2 separate regions of the Homo sapiens genome follow, and region 2 is linked to region 1. Evidence: read pairs that join two places in POLR2A ChIA-PET (ENCODE). Cell type or tissue: MCF 10A. All regions are shown on one strand. Links, peaks and the distances in the headings refer to the core of each region. The heading gives the core; the rest is flanking DNA. Region 1 overlaps ARHGEF4 (Rho guanine nucleotide exchange factor 4). Region 2 overlaps FAM168B (family with sequence similarity 168 member B).

Region 1 (5,379 bases), core at 58-5,057:
TATAATAAATAAAATAAAATAAAGAAAAAGAATAAAGGACATCCACATTGAAAAGGAAAAATAAAATTATCTGTTTGCAGATGACATCTTCTTACATGTAGCATACCTTAAAGAATCCACAATAAAATTATTAAAGCTACTAAAATTCAGCAAGGCTACAGAATATAAATTAACACACAAAAATCAGTTTTATTTCTGTATATTTGCAATGAGTAATCTGAAAAGGAAACTTTTGAAAATTTCATTACAATAGCATTAAAAAGAATAAAATACTGGCCAGGCATGGTGGCTCACGCCTGTAATCCCAGCACTTTGGGAGGCCGAGGCGGGCGGATCACGAGGTCAGGAAATCGAGACCATCCTGGCTAACACAGTGAAACCCCGTCTTTACTAAAAATACAAAAAAATTAGCCGGCCGTGGTGGCAGGCGCCTGTAGTCCCAGCTATTCAGGAGGCTGAGGCAGGAGAATGGCATGAACCCGGGAGGCGGAGCTTGCAGTGAGCCGAGATCGCGCCACTGCACTCCAGCCTGGGCGACAGAGCGAGACTCCATCTCAAAAAAACAAAAACAAAAACAAAAACCAAAGAATAAAATACTTAGGAATAAACTTAACCAAGGAGGCCAAAGATGTGTAGAATAAAAGCTACAAAACATTGCTGGAAAAAAAAAAAAGCAAAGAAAGACGTCCCATGTTCATAAATTGAAAGTCTTAATATATTTAAGATGACAATACCACCTAAAGCAATCTGTGTATTCAATGCATTCCTATAAAAATCCAATGACTTTTTTTTTTTGAGACAGAGTTTCACTCTTGTTGCCCAGGCTGCAGTGCAATGGCACGATCTCAGCTCACGGCAACCTCCGCCTCCCGGGTTCAAGCGATTCTCATGCCTCAGCCTCCCAGGTAGCTGGGATTACAGGCATGTGACACCACACCGAGATAATCTTGTATTTTTAGTATAGACAGGGTTTCTCCATGTTGGTCAGGCTGGTCTCGAACTCCCAACCTCAGGTGATCCACCCACCTCAGCCTCCCAAAATGCTGAGATTACAGGCATGAGCCACTGCGCCCAGCCCCAGTGGCATTTTTTTACACACATAGAAAAATTCATCATTAAAATTCACATGGAATCTCAAGGGGTCCTGACTAGCCAAAATTATTTTGAAAAAAACAAAGTTGGAGGACCCGCATTTCCTGATTTCAAAACTTACTACAAAGTCACAATAATCAAATAATGTGGAAATGGCATAAGGATAGATATATAGACCAATAGAACTGAATAGAGGATCCAGAAATAAACCCTCCCATATGTGGTCAATTGATTTTCGACAAAGGTGCTAACACTGTGAGGGAAAAGACAGTCTTTACAGCGAACAGTGTTGGGAAGCTGGATATCCAAATGCAAAATAATGAAGTTAAACCCTTACCTAACACACATAAAAATTAACTCAAAATGGACAAAGTCCTAAATATAAAAGTTAAAACTATAATACTCTTAGAAGAAAACAGGGGAAAGCTTTACAGCAGTGAATCTGTAAATAATTTCTTGGATATAAGACCAAAAGCACAGGCAACAGGAAAAAAATAGGTAAATTGAACTGTATCAAAATTTAAATCTTTTGTGCATTAAAGGACAGTATCAAGAGAGAAAAGGCAACCCATAGAATGGAAGAAAATATCTGCAAATCATATATCTGATAAGGGAATAACATCCAGAATACATTTTTGAAAAACTCCCACAACTCAAAAAACAAAACAAACAAAAAACTCAAAAACTAGCCCAACTCAAAAATAGGCAAAGGATTTGAATAGACATTTCTTCAAAGAAGACATACGAATGGTCAATAGCATATAAATAAGGACATACGACATCACTAATCATTAGGGAAATGCAAATAAAAATCACAGCGGTATGCCAGTTCATCCTTAGTATGGTCATTACAAAAACAACAAGAATAACAAAATATGAAAATAACAATGGCATGTGGATTATACCACAATTGTTTAAACAACTGGTTGGCTGTACTTGTTTGGCACTATTTCTGGATTTTCTATTCTGTCCCATTGATCAATGTGTTCATCCACCTCTCATACCAAATAGTCTTGTTTTCTGTGGGTATAAAATAATTCTTGAAATTTGGTAGAGTGGTTCATCTTACTTAATTCCTCTTTTCAGAAATGTTTTAGCTATTCTTTTTTGTTTCCTCCCCTGGCCTCCTGTTTTAGCTATTCCTGTTCCTTTGCCTTTCCATATAAATTTTAGAATAATCTTGTCTATAGCTAGAAAAAAATCCTGCTGAGATTTTGATAGGAATTACATTAAACCTATGTATCAACTCGGAGACAACTGAAATCTTTACTCTGTTGAGCCCTCCCATCCATGAACACAGAATCTCTCTCCATATTTAGATCCTCTTTGATTTCTTTCAGTTCTCTGCTATTTTAAACAAGTCCCAGACATCACATAATTTGATCCGTGAATAGCATAGTATATGTCTTAAAAGGCAAGGCATCTCTTTCCCTTGCTCTCCCTCTCTGTCTTGCTGCTACACTTTCTTTTCTGGGGTATTTTAAAAGCAATGGTCTCTCGAGGGGAATAAAACAGATTTCTTGTAGGAGTCACTACTTTTCTTGGCTTTTCAGTAGTCCCAGCTGGGGTCTCAGCAGTTCACAAAATGATTGTTCATCTAGCAAATTTGCAGCCTGGGAGAAAAGAAAAGCGAGTTTCAACATGAGTCTCCCAGTACTTTTACTCATCATTTTACATTCCAGCTCCCAGCACAGGGTGTGGGATTGAGGAGGTGTTTCCTGAGGGTTTCACAACTGCATGAACGGAAGGTTGAGCAGGCATTCGTGGGAGAGGGAGTGAAGGTGAAGGTGGGGGAAGGACTCCGGGACTGAAGCCAGGAGATCCAGGCTCTGTGCAAACAGCCAGTGGGAGAGCCAGTCACTTGTCTGCTTAGACTGGGCTCAAACTCTCTTACAAAGCTACTGTGGGTCTCACACAGCTAATTCATAGGAAAGCGTTAAAGGATGGGACCATGTGCCCCACGGTGTATGCAGGTGAATAAATGAACAAAAACAACATGGCCCAGCAACACAAAGGCCAGTCTTGATTTTGGATTTTAAATTTTTTATAGGAAGACAAGTCAGCAGTCTCTGATTCATTCTGAAATTCCAACAGTGTTTAGACAGCACAGCAGCTAAGAGCTCTAGATTCTAGATAAATGCTCAGTGAGGGTGCCTTTGCCTCTGGTGAACAGCAGCCAAACAATTTTCTGCTTCCCCTTACAAGGGAAGGCAGGTAGCTCTGCCCACCCAGGGAGAGAGGTGGAGGAATGTCCTCCTTATGCATCTCTTTCCCATGCTGACCTACTGCCCTGCAAGTCAGTGGTTCTCAAAGTGTGGTCCCCAGACCAGCAGCAGCACTTAGGGAACTTGGTAGAGATGCAAATCCTTGAGACCCGTCCCCAGACCCACTGAATCAGAAACTCTGGGGTGGGGCCCCCAGGTTGTGTCTGCATAGCCCTCTGGATGACTCTGGTGCATGCTCAAATTTGAGATCCACTGCTGTCCATCAAAAGCCATTAACAAAGTGAGTACTGACTTACTGAGCTCTGCTCCAGCAAATGCAGGCAATGCAGTCTTTGACATGGCCTTGGGGCCCTTTGAGAAACTTCTCTAAAGAGTCTGGCATACAGTCTTGGAGTAGAAACAGGAATCTGGGCATGGGGGGCACTGGGCAGGGTGCAGGCGGCCTGGCTGTTCATCCAGCACCAAACAGCCAGGTGCTTCCAGTTCACGTCTGCGCATTGGTTCACTGCTTTCTGAATTCACTCAAATGTATTTATCCAGAGCCCATTGGGTATGCGCCACAGACACACGCAGGGTTCTGAGGATGCAATGTGAAGGTGATGGGGGTCTGGCAGGAAATAAGGGAGTTAAACAAATAATGTTGCGTGATGATGCTGGGAAACCACAGGCACAGGAGGCCCAACCAGGCCTGGGAGATCCTGGTGGGGCACGTTGGGAGGTGTCAGGGTAGCAAGGGGGGTGAAGAGTGTTCCAGGCAACAGGGACAGCATCTAGTCCCAGAAGCAAGAGGGTGGGGTTGCTGCTGGTCATGGAAGAACTGCAGAGTGGCTGGAGTAGAGTGAGAAGCAAGAAGGAGGGTGAGAGGTGAGGCTCCCGGGGAGCCCTGGCATGCATGTGGTCCCTGCCCGGGCAAAACGGCAGGTGCAGGCTCCCCAGTGGCTCTGCGCTGCGGGACTGGGATACGTGTCCGGGTGTGGCCCTACAGGGGCCTCTCACTTCATCCTTGCGACATGAACAAGGAAGGCGAAATGATGTGTCCATTCTACAGATGAGGAAGCTGGGGCCCAGAGAGGTGAAGTTTCTTCACACGCTCACAAGGGGCCAAAGCTTGCCGGCCAGCCAGGTCACTGGGCTCTCTGCACTGGACTGAGTTTGTTTCTATTTTTAGTAGAGATGGGGTTTTGCCATGTTCGCTAGGCTGGTCTTGAACTCCTGACCTCAGGTGATCCGCCCTTGGCTTCCCAAAGTGCTGGGATTCCAAGCGTGAGCCACTTGCACCCAGACTAGCTTTTGTTTTTTAAAAAGATTATTTTTGATAGACTTTTAAAGAACAGTTTTAGATGTACAGAACAACCGGTCAACCAGCACAGAGTTCCCAGGCACCCACACCAGGGCTCCCCGACCATAAGGTCTCACACTAGCATGGCACATTTGTCATGCGAACGGAGTAACACTGACTCTGATAGTCACTGATGTCCAGATTTTGTTCAGATTTCCTCAGGTTCTCCCAAATGGCCTTTTTCTGTTTCAGGATCCAATACTACATTTAGTCATCTCAGCTCCAGATTTTTAATTTTTAGGTTGTACAAACGGCTCACTGAAAACCTCAGATTTGGAGAGCTTTGTTCCTTTGGCAACAGAAACCCTGAGCCATCTACAGTCCCAAGTGGGAATGCGCTCTGCTGCAGAGACCTGCGTCTGGGCCCTCCTGGGAGAAACTGAACTTCTCTCAGGCTCCTTCGTCTCCCAGTTCTCTTCCTGGTGGGGGGAAAATAACTTTTTCTGAGAACATACAACCCTCCTTCTGCTGTGTGTGTGACTCCAGCCTACCTGTGAGGCAGGTATCATTAGGTGCGCCGCACAGATCTAGGCCCCGCAGCTCACACACAGGTGAGACATGCTGAGGTCCCTCAGGCAACCCGCAGCCAGGGCAGGGGAAAACTGCTCCCCGTCTCTCAGTGCCCATCGCTCTCCACACCTCTCCTGCCCTGGGTCTCTAGCCGTTCTGCCTACACAAGGAGGACCCCCTTGCTGCCCCTACTCTCCCTCCAAGGACCCCTGG
Region 2 (5,379 bases), core at 143-5,142, 66 kb before region 1:
TCAGATGCTCAGCACTCTTGGCAGGCGGCTGCTGTAGGGGACAGCACAGATGGAGAAGGATGTGGTCATTGTACAAAGTTTTGTTGGTCAGTGCTGGTCAAGACCTATCACGTAGCTGTAGTTGTGAATGGCATGACAAATCTGGCATTTGGATTTGGTTTAGAAGTTTAAAAAAATTAGACAGTTCAGGTAATGAATGTTTTAGTTACTAAAGTTGCCAGTTTATTCCTGATTTAATCCAGAACTTCCTGTTACAGAGGCTAAGGATGTGACCTAATATTTTCTTCTTACTACAGGATTGCTTGGTTGTGAATATTCTAAATGAGACAAATGAGCTGAAAATTTGAAGTGGTTTCTTTTTGTATTTTGTCTTCGTAATGGATTTTGACACCTAGAGTGTTCTGAAAGGCATTTGTTTTTTAGAAAGTCGGTAGGTAGTTGCAGCTATTTTGTACCAGATGTTGTTATTGATGCTGGAGATATTGCCTTTAAACAGAACCAAGTGCAACTGTTCCCTGCTTGTTTTGGCTACATTCTAAATGGGGATGTGGGGAAGACAGACATAAAATGCACATTTTGTGTTTTGTTACTTATTACATGTTTTTCAGAGATGGAACCTTATTATATTGCCCAGGCTGGTCTTGAACTCCTGGCCTCAAGCGATCCTCCCACAGTGCTGGGAATACAGGCATGAGCCATTGTACTCAGCCTAAAAATAGACTTTTTTTTAGGTCTAGCAGTTTTAGGTTCACAGCAAAATTGAGCAGAAGGTACAGAGAGTTCCCATATACCCCCCTACCCCCACACATGCTGTTTTAATCTTAAAGATCACCTTAATCTTTATAACCACATACGTCAGTGAGTGATTTACCAGATGAGGAATAGTGAAAGCTTACACTTTAATACACTGCATTTTAGGAGGCCAAGGCGGGAGGATCACTTGAACTCAGGAGTTCAAGACCAAACTGAGTGACGTAGTGAAACTCTGTCTCTACTAAAAATGAGCCAGACGTGGCGATGCACACCTGTAGTCCTGGCTACTCTGGAGGCTGAGGTGGGAAGATCACTTAAGCTTGGGTGATCAAGTCTGCAGTGAGCTATGACTGGCAGAGCGAGACCACGTCTAAAAAATAAATAAAAGTAAATAATACCCTGGATAAGATTCAGAGGAGCTTACTAGAGAGCTGAATGGGAATCAGTTCCCAACAGTACTTCTGTTGGGGAGGGGTAGAGTCCTGGTTGTGGCTGTGCAAGTTCTTGAACTTGTCAGGAAAAAGAAAGATCCATGGATGATAAAACATTGAATGGATTCATAGAGGTGCTGGGCTGTAACCAGTTAGTCTTTCTTAGGAAAAAAAACTTAACAAGTTTTTGAAGAAATACAGGAAACTAGAGTGGCATGGTGGCACACACCTGTAGTCCCATCTACTCGGGAAGCTGAGGTGGGTGGATATCTTGAGCCCAGCAGTCTGAAACCAGCCTGGGCAACATGATGGAACCTCATCTCTATTTAAAAAAAAAAAAATACAAAACTTAGCCAGATGTGGTGGCACCACACCTGTAGTCCCAGCTCCTAGGGAGGCTGAGGTGGGATAATCACTTGAACCCAGGAGGTCAAGGTTGCAGTGAGCTGAGATTGTGCCACTGCACTCCAGCCTGGGCAACAGAGCAAGACCCTGTCTTGGGGTGGGGTGGGGGGGGCGGAGGGGAGAAATACAGTCCCAGCACTTTGAGAGGCTGAGGTGGGCGGATCACGAGGTCAAGAGATGAGACCATCCTGGCCAACATGGTGAAACCCCGTCTCTACTAAAAATACAAAAATTAGCTGGGTGTGGTGGCGCACGCCTGTAGTCCCTGCTATGCGGGAGGCTGAGGCAGGAGAATCACTTAAACCTGGGAGGCAAAGTTGCAGTGAGCTGAGATCATGCCACTGCACTCCAGCCTAGCGACAGAGCGAGACTCCGTCTGGGAAAATAAATAAATAAATAAATAAATAAATAAATAAATAAATAAATACAGGAAATTGCAAAAGGACCACTAAATCCACTCCCATCTAGAGTCAATCACTGTTCATATTTTTATATATTTCTTTTCAGACTTTTTTTCTGTTTGTGCCAGGGATGCACATTTTTATACACATAGGTGTTTATATGGGATCATACTGTGTAATGCAGGATGCAGTATAATACTCTACTTTGTTTTCACTTAACATTGTATTATTCTGTTTTTAAACATTTCTTGAAAAGCAGCTGCGTGATATTTCATGTTCTGGATATGTCTTGGTTAACTTAACTATCCTCTGTTAGAAGAACATTTTGGTTACTTGTAGGGTTTTCCCCATGTTTTTTTTGCGACAAAGTCTCGCTCTGTTGTCCAGGTTGGAGTGCAATGGCATGAGCTTGGCTCACTGCTAATCTCCACCTCCTGGATTCAAGTGATTCTTGTGCCTCAGCCTCCCAAGTAGCTGGGATTACAGGTGTGCGTCACCACACTTGGCTAATTTTTGTTTGTTTTTGTTTTGTTTTGTTTTGTTTTTTTGAGACGGAGTCTCGCTCTGTCGCCAGGCTGGAGTGCAGTGGTGCAATATTGGCTCACTGCAACCTCCGACTACCTGGTTCAAGCGATTCTCCTGCCTTAGCGTTCTGAGTAGCTGGGATTACAGGCACGCGCCACCACACCCAGCTAATTTTTGTATTTTTAGTAGAGACGGAGTTTGACCATGTTGGCCAGGATGGTCTTGGTCTCCTGACCTCATGATTCCTCCACCTCAGCCTCCCGAAGTGCTAAGATTACAGGCACGAGCCACCATGCCTGGCCAATTTTTGTATTTTTAGTAGAGATGGGGTTTCACCATGTTGGCCAGGCTGGTCTCAAACTCCTGACCTCAGGTGATCTGCCCACCTCGGCCTCCCAAAGTGCTGGGATTACAGGAGTGCACCACCGTACCTGGCCTTTCCCCTTGCTTTTAGTGGACATATAGCTAACAATTTTTACTCCTTAGCTTCTGATGGACTGAGGAGAATTGTGAAAAAAAGTTTATCATGCCCTGGTTTGGCACCCATTAGGACATCGAGTGTCCCTTTTCTGTTCTTCGCTGGTTGGGGGCAGCATGAAATGCATTGTTTTATAGCAGCCTAGAGAAAGGACTCTAGCTACCTGCTTTTTGGGGACTGGTACTGGAGAAAAATCTGAGAGCAAAAGTGCTTGGCTAAATTCCCTTTTTTTTCTTTTAGTTTTTGAAATCATGAATCCTGTTTATAGTCCTGGATCTTCTGGGGTTCCCTATGCAAATGCCAAAGGAATTGGTTATCCAGGTAAGTAAGTAAAATTTTGTTTTCATTTTTGAACTTTGAATACTTGGTATATTTTCATGTCACTAAGAATGCTTTCTATTGACAAACGCAGCTCAAAGTGGCTTAGACAAGAAAGAAAATACCTGGAAGTGAAAAATCAAATGATAGGACTGGATTTGGTCAAAACTTGATCTAGTGGCTCCAGCAGTTGGGACCAGGATCTAGTTTCTCTACCTCCTGGTCTCAGCTTCGCTTCCTCAGTATTAACTTAGTGTTGGTCACAGGTCCCACTCCTTCTCATTGTGGTCTCTGAAGTTCAGGCCCCTCCCAGTAGTCCCTCACTAAGAGCCTCTTTACCTCCACTCTACAGGAAAGCCTGATGGGACTGCTTGTTCTCTATTCAAACCAGTCCTGGGCTTTGTTCTGATTAAACTCAGCATCCATCCCTGGGCCACAAAGGGGAGTCTGCTGATTGACTTAGGCCTGATCCACATCCCTTTAGTGGAGTCAGCTAGTCAAATATGGACTGCAAGTGAGGGTTGCAGCGAAATGGATATTGAGGGGATAGGAGCTGGTTGGTCAAAAATAGCAAATGGTTGTTCCCTTCGGTGACTTTGCACAAGGAGTAGTTATTTATAATGATACAGTTTCATTTTGGGTTTTGATAATATGGTAGAAGAGATAACCCCAAAACTTTGTTGCTAAGACTCTCAGAAAGTGAAATAAAACATTTTACAAATGTATAACTGAACTTGCAGGAGGTAAGAGAGATATCTGGGGTCAAATGTGAAGGCCATGTTAAACCCAGCTAACTTGGCCTTTGAACTAATGTCGTGCCTGTCCTGGGCACATGTGCTATTTGTGGGTTTTAACAACCCACATGGGGATAGAGATTGAGTATTAGGACCCTTGCGACAGGGAATGAGAGTGAGACTTCTTATCAGTCATTCTCGTCCCTCTGGAGGGTGATACTCTCAGCAAAGAGATAGACTAAACAGTCTAGTCGTCCAGTGGCCCCATAAGGAAGTTTATATGCTTGGGCTCTGAGAAGCGGGAGATCTTTACTAAGACTTTGTAAGCATTCAGAGATGTTTGGGGCTCTAGCTTGTATTATACTCCCCAGGGGTTCAGAAGTTGAGAAATTAACGTAAAAATAGTCTCCAGGCTTGGTTACTCCTGGGGCTCCTGACAGCAGCGAATGCAGAACTGCTGTGGGGGCATATGTTCACAACCCAGGTTGCGTGGGCTTCCTGCAGGCAAAGTTCTGCCTGCTAGCATGGGATGCCTCCCATCAAGTAAGAGGCACCAGCCATGACAGACTGCAGGAGAAGAACCATCAGGTAGATGCTATGTCACATAGCCAAGTTTAGAAGAATTGCAGATATAAAAGAAAGAATCAGAAACATAAGAGGGGAACAAGATGCTGAGAAAAAAGAACTAGCTGGAACTTTAAGAAATGAAACAAAATGGCATATGAACAAATTTCAGGTTAATATCAAGACAAGACACTGGTTAAGAGAGAACCAGAATGCAACATAAGGAAAGGGAGGAAAACAGAACAGTAAAGAAACATCTGGAGCTCTTCTCCAGAAGGGCTGAGTAGAGAAACTGTAAGAAAAGGAGTGACAGGCTGGGTGTAGTGGCTCATGCCTGTAATCCCAGCACTTTGGGAGGCCGAGGCAGGCAGATCATGAGTTCAGGAGATCGAGACCATCCTGGCTAACACTGAAACCCCGTCTCTACTAAAAATACAAAAAAAAATTAGCCAGGCATGGTGGCGGGCGCCTGTATCTCCAGCTACTTAGGATGCTGAGGCAGGAGAATGGCGTGAACCCGGGAGGTGGAGCTTGCAGTGAGCTGAGATCGTGCCACTGCACTCCAGCCTGGGCGACAGAGCAAGACTCTGTCTCAAAAAAAAAATTCTTTTACTATTCTTTTAGTGCTTATTATAAAGATTATACCTCTTTTATTTTTATTTTTTTGAGACCGTCTTGCCCTGTTGCCCAGGCTGGAGTGCAGTGGCACGATCTCAGCTCACTACAACCTCCATCTCCCGGGTTCAAGCGATTCTCCAGCCTCAGCCTCC

What was found. Peaks named below come from ENCODE experiments on the same cell type or tissue, not always from the same donor. Only the 100,000 strongest peaks of a DNase experiment are listed, where the experiment ranks them.
Region 2: POLR2A ChIA-PET joins it to region 1 with 5 read pairs; 9 of 35 experiments call an interaction of 5 or more read pairs at or near these places.

What each region holds. Positions count from the first base shown.
Region 1 is chr2:131,014,829-131,020,207 of GRCh38, reverse strand. All of the region lies in intron 4 of ARHGEF4 (Rho guanine nucleotide exchange factor 4), which reads right to left. Among named protein-coding and RNA genes, the nearest start is that of SMIM39, 18 kb to the left of the region's middle. In MCF 10A, for the core only: no CTCF peak of the experiment used is centred there; a DNase peak (open chromatin) is centred at 2,827.
Region 2 is chr2:131,080,512-131,085,890 of GRCh38, reverse strand. It overlaps FAM168B (family with sequence similarity 168 member B), which reads left to right. Exons shown (of 7, transcript NM_001009993.4): 2 at 3,234-3,314. The coding sequence starts at 3,245. Among named protein-coding and RNA genes, the nearest start is that of FAM168B, 10 kb to the left of the region's middle. In MCF 10A, for the core only: no CTCF peak of the experiment used is centred there; no DNase peak of the experiment used is centred there.